Regions from separate parts of the Homo sapiens genome. Here region 2 is linked to region 1. A link is a contact called in ENCODE Hi-C data. All regions are on one chromosome and are shown on one strand. The core of a region is the stretch at or near the end of the contact, and the rest is flanking DNA. Distances in the headings are between cores, read along the strand shown.

Region 1 (2,864 bases), core at 124-2,623:
TCCCTAGAAGGCGGGCGGGAGGAGCCGTAGCAGGGGCAGTTTCGGGAATCCGAGTTTCCGGAGATTGCCTGAGCACCGCAGAACCTCCAGGTTAAGTTCTCTCAAACGTGTGGTTACTCACCCCGAGGAGCTCAGAGGCAAAGGGTTCAATAGTCAAGTTGGTGGGGACTTTCCCTACTTAAAGTTATAATTTGCTAATTCGGATCTATTGCTTTTAAATATCGAGTTCCAGAGACCTCTGTCAATGCAGGCTTAATTTCATCCCACTGATGAAGGATGTTTATAAACGGCGCCTGCAGTGCGAGCTGAGTGTGAAAATATCAGTTTTATGCCTTTTGATAAGAATTACCGAGGCGGAAGGCTCATTAGACGATTACAAATTTCGCAGCTGCTCGCAGCCCAATTAGGCAGCTCTTCGGGTGAGTGGAAGCTGTGGGGGTCAGGGCGGGTTGATGTTCCCTCTCTCCAGCCCGGACCTCCAATCAAGGCCTGGCTCCACGGGATCTAGACCCCTTCCCTGCCCCCATCTGTTTTTAGGGAGATACACTCAAGGCTTCCCTTAAGCAGGAGAGGCACAGCCTGGGACAGGACGCACTCCGAAGTCTCTCAGGCTGTCTTTCCCATGGGCTTGCAAAAAGCCCTGTGGTCCACGGATGTTGGTAGACACCTTGGGTGGGCCTGCCGCCTCTGATTTTCAAATTTTCAATTTAGTAGGTAGGAACTGTCACGACGCAGGCGATTGCTTTTCCACCTGTGGACACATAAGATGATGTTTTTTTGATCAGAGTCTTCGTTCAAAATTGGAATCAATTGGCGTTTGGGCTAAAAACCCTCATTACTAAGACCAAACAAACAAACAAAAACTCTTTTGATTTTTAGCGCACCCCTGTAAAGTAGGAAGATAACTTTTCCGTTGCCCCAGCCGAGGATGAGCGTGGGTAAGAGGCGTGACGCGAGCTCCAGGGAACCGGGCCACCAGGAAGAAGCTATACCTTCGTACGCCCACCCCTGACAAAAGGTCAGAAGGTCGTTGGACCCCAGACCGACAGGACGATCAGCCCTGGGATTCATAGCAAACACATTCCCCTCTTCTTGCACACTCGACCCCCAGCCAAAGGCTTATACCGCCCAGGACATAGAAATTGACTCACCGCCCAGAGGCTTACAGCTCAAGGAGGGGTGCGCGCAGCTGCACCCCGGGACAGGTCAGCATCCCACAAGGCGCCTGGAGTAAAGCGAGGCCAGACCAATCTTTCACGTCTTCTGCTCCTGTCTGACGACCATTCTTCTTCCCCAAGCCCAGAAACCTCTAAAAATGAATCATTTTCTCCACTTATGCAGAGATAGACGCTCTTAGATCAAGGTTAGTATTTTGAAAACCTGACTGAGAGCCGCCTGATTAGGCGAGGGTGGGTGGAAAGACCGCATAAATGCCCGCACCCCCGCCCTGCTTCCCTAACACAGCTCCAGCTCTCTCTGGATCTCCAAATGACCCGCGCGATAAATTCTCCTCGATAGTAGCCAGACAGTACCCCAGATTCACTTTAAACCCTAACACACACACACACACACACACACACACACACTGTAATTAAATATCCAAACCGGACCTTTATGTTTAATTCCACTTTCAACGAAATCCTGCTCTATACACGACCTGATGGCGCCAATGTTCTGCACGACTCTGACTTTCCATTCGGAAGAGCGGTCTCCACAACGATGCTATTTCATGGAAAATGCATTATGTGAATTTCTCCACCACCCCCAATACCGATTTCTGCATTTGATGAAAAACACAAGTCTTTCTGGTTCCCACGCACAAGTTAGCTTTTTGAAAAGTCAGTCCACCCCAATCTTTCAATTTTCTAAGAGGGCACAGATTAATTATATCGTCCTCCTCCCTTCGCTCAGTAAATTTAAACGAGATCTCCCAGAGAGGACCGGCAGGGGGATGGCTAATATTAACTTGTGCGCAGCTGCGCGAAAAGAAAAACAATGGCGATAGGAAAATGCTCTGAAGACTCTAGTGTTTATGGGAGAAAAATGCAATGGAGGAAAAACTAAATTTGTAGTGGTAACTCGGTCCCAGACTCTTACACAGGCTCACTTCATCACAGGAAAGGCTATCTATCTCCTCCGCTAGCCGGCTGCTGACCGAGCTGGGGTCTGGGCAAGATCATTTCGCTCTTTTTCTTCTATACAAATAAGGCAAGGAGATAAGATATGTGTGTGTGCGTGTGTGTGTTTTACATATATATTTCCATCTAATTAAAGCAAAATCCTATGATTCTGTTAAAGGCCTTTAAGAAATAGACTCCTAGATCTTCTTAGTTTCAGAAGTTTAGCTTTTTAAATGGAAACAAAAATCATTTAAAAATAATCTTTTAACCAAATTTGTCTTTATACACTAAATAATGAAATAAAGTTTATACCACAAAGAGTCTGTTTAAACAAACACACCTTCCAATCTTAATCAAAATTAAGGTACCCTGAATACCTCCCTCCGCCGCTTCCCCGCCCCGCAGTCAGAACTTGAGGCAGAAGACAAGGCTGCTCGGGCTTACATTTTGTCTAGGAGATGAAAGAGCAATACTCATTAGCAACATACTTTTGTCTTTCTTGTAGCCTTGATTTCAAATCTAGTCGCAAATCATAAGCTTTTGTGTTGCTCAGATGTTCCTTCTTTATCTTAATGAGAAAACTTTTCGGAAAGGGAGCGCGAACTGCTAGATAAGTCAGCTCCCAGGCTGCCAGGAGCGGTGGCATTCCTCGGCTACACCGGACAGCTGCGAGTTTCAAGAGAATGACTAAAACTTTCAAGTCACCCAGACCTCCACTTCCCCTTCTGCTTGCTGCAGAAAGAG
Region 2 (2,929 bases), core at 360-2,859, 480 kb after region 1:
AAATCTTGTGCTGTTGGGAGATTTTAGGGCTTTTGTATTCTCTTTATCACTCTGATTTTTGGTTCGGTAGTGCTTCAATTTGGAAAGTATCTTCTAAACTAAATGAACTAGAGGAGCCAGGAATCAGTACTCAAAAAAGCAGAGGAGAAAGCAAGCTGCTACAAGAAACTCAAGGGAAACAAGAAAAGAGAACTTCAGGGTTTCAGCCCAATTCACTAAATAGGAAAGAGGGCTAAGATTCAAGATCAGTGTTGGAACTAGTAACAAATATTACATTTCATGATAGAGGTGCAAAAATAATGAACCACAGGTATATTCATGATCTAATGTTATGTAACCTATTACCCCCAAATTTTAGTGGTTTAAGACAAGAGTAAGCATTTATTATATCTTATGGTTTCTGTGATTCAGGAATCCAGAAGCAGCTTGATTGGATAGCTCTGGGTCGGGGCTATCATGAAATTCAGTCAGATGTTGGCTGAAGCTACAGTCATCTGAAGGCTTGACTTGGTTGCAGGGTCTGTTCCCAAGATAGATCACTCACATAACTAGCAAGTTGTTGCTATTAGCAGGAGGCCTCAGTTCTTCCCACACAGAGCTAAGATTCAAGACTTCTATGCAAGTCAAGAAATACACACACACACACACACACACACACACACACACACACATAGTGAAGTCTGAATATAAATTAGGAACTGAGCTCTTCTTCTCTCTCCATAGGTATATACATATACATACATATACCTATATACACATAGATATCCTGGAGAATTATTTAGAGAGAGCAATATTTCTACATCAGCTCCCTAGGCCAAGTAAGGTGACCCAATGGACTTCACTTTTCTAAAAAGTGCAGTTATACTTATGTATCTTCTCTTACTATTCATCAAAATACCGACAATATTTTGGGCTGAAATGTTAATAATATCTGTATGAACCTCTGCTTCAAAAAATAATCCAAGGGATCCTTGAGTATTTTTAAAACATGGCATCTGGTTTCCCCAAAATGAGCAACATAAGAAAGCAAAGAATACAAAAGAACAAGGCAGAAGCCATAGTGTATGTCTTTATGATGTAGTTTTCTGCTGTACAGTACTGATCACATGGTCAGCTGTGATTCATTTTGGAAGGGGAGTATGAACAGGTGTGAATACCAGTAGGTAAGGATTCCTAGAGATGTTATCAACATCTCAGCCCGAAATATTGTCGATATTTTGGTGAATATTAAGAGAAGATACATAAGTGTAACTGGACTTTTTAGAAAAGTGAAGTCCATTGGGTCACCTTACTTGGCCTAGGGAGCTGATGTAAAAATACTACTCTCTTTAAATAATCCCCCAGGATATCTATATATATACACACACACACACGGAGAGGAAGTGCTCAGTTCCTAATTTATATTCAGACTTCACTATATATATGTGTGTGTGTGTGTGTATTTCTTGAGTTGTATAGAATACGTACTTATGAATAACAAACTTGACCAATTTTCCTACAGACATAGACTTCTTGCATTTAGCAGTATCACTCACCTCTTACTCCATCATTTCTTCAATAACTCCATCAACACTGAACCTTCTAACTCTAACATGCTACGATTCACTACTGTGAAAAAAAAGCTGATGTCATAAACACATTGTGTTCCAGTATCACTAAGGGCCATACCCCATTCTTAGGTAATCCCTGAGGTCCTACTAGCCTTGCTAGCCTCAAAGGAGTCACTTGGAGTATAAAGAGGGGGAGGAGACTGAACAAAGTCCTGGAGCTATAGTATATTTTTTCATTGTTAATCCTTGGCAAAGAAGTAGGTAGTTTGGAGGTGGAAGTAGGCCATGATTACCTTTAAAATAATCTACTATTATTTGTGTCTTTCCTGAATATCATAGCACCTTCTTGTCACAAATGCTTAGGGGAAAGAAAATCATCCAATATACCCCATATCCCACTTACCAACATCTCTACAGTAAAATGAGACCCAAGAGCATGATTTCCTTAACTAGCTATCAAGCAACTACCTCCAACAAACAGCAGTTATCATTAATATGTTCATGCTATTTTCATTTGTGAGGTCTGTAATCCATCAGAACAACCTGACAGTGATTAAGTAAAATCAAAGAGACTTTGTAAACATCTGTGTGCTTTTATTGTTACAAATGCTTCATTATAAAAAGATCAGTCAAAAGCATAAAAGTACCCTGGTTTAAACTTTTTCTGTGTTTGAATGAGAATGTTTCTCTTGGAACATGCTCATATCAGGCTTCCACTTGGCAAAATCACGAATTGGCTGATGTTGTTTTAGAGGCTTTCTCATGTCCCCTTCCAAACATCACTCTTCTCCTTCTGTGGACCCCTTTCTGTTATCTAGGAGCCCCTCATGCTGCCTTCCACATTCTGCCTACTGCACAGTCATGTTCTGGACCCCTCAGAATCCCCCTCTACCATTACAATATGTTTTTCCTAAGACTTACTTGCATTGAAAGGCTTGCCAGGGAAGTGACTAATCTTATCATCTTGTACTAAATGTTAAATTAATCCTCATTCTCTCTAGAATTGTTTTCTAAGCAGGGATTCCTAGAGATGCTATCAATATCTCAGCCTGAAATTGCATAGGTATTCTGGTGAATAGCAAGAGAAAATAACGTGAGTATAACTGGACCTTTTAGAAAAGTGAAGTCTATTAGGTCACCTTAGTTGGCCTAGGGAGTTGATGTAGGAATGCTCCTCTCCCTGAAATAATCTTCCAGGAGAGGAATGTATCCCCAAATAGCAAGTGAATATCCAATGGCTTCTCATTGCACTTAAACTCTATATTCCTTTTTATGACCAAAAAGGCCTGGCTTCTCCCTAACTGTCTCTTCCTTACACATTACACCTCTTCCTTTTGTATGTGAATGTGCCAAGCTACCACCTCATTTCTACCTTAAGG

Evidence for each region. A loop is a pair of places that touch in the nucleus more often than their neighbours do. Pooled maps may share reads with other maps.
Region 2: a loop to region 1 is called in a map of naive thymus-derived CD4-positive, alpha-beta T cell, with 7 times the contacts of the local background. The contact joins the promoter of SLC44A5 here to the promoter of LHX8-AS1 in region 1. A Hi-C loop is called at or near these places in 1 of 168 maps with a recorded cell type or tissue (naive thymus-derived CD4-positive, alpha-beta T cell), 9 of 37 single-sample maps with no recorded cell type and 9 of 50 pooled maps.

Annotation. Positions count from the first base shown.
Region 1 is chr1:75,131,203-75,134,066 of GRCh38, forward strand. It overlaps LHX8-AS1 (LHX8 antisense RNA 1), which reads right to left and starts at 1,374. Exons shown (of 2, transcript NR_187397.1): 1 at 1,152-1,374; 2 at 1-751. It also overlaps a transcript of LHX8 not described here. RefSeq lists an enhancer at 134-1,333.
Region 2 is chr1:75,609,505-75,612,433 of GRCh38, forward strand. It overlaps SLC44A5 (solute carrier family 44 member 5), which reads right to left and starts at 1,610. Exons shown (of 24, transcript NM_001130058.2): 1 at 1,536-1,610.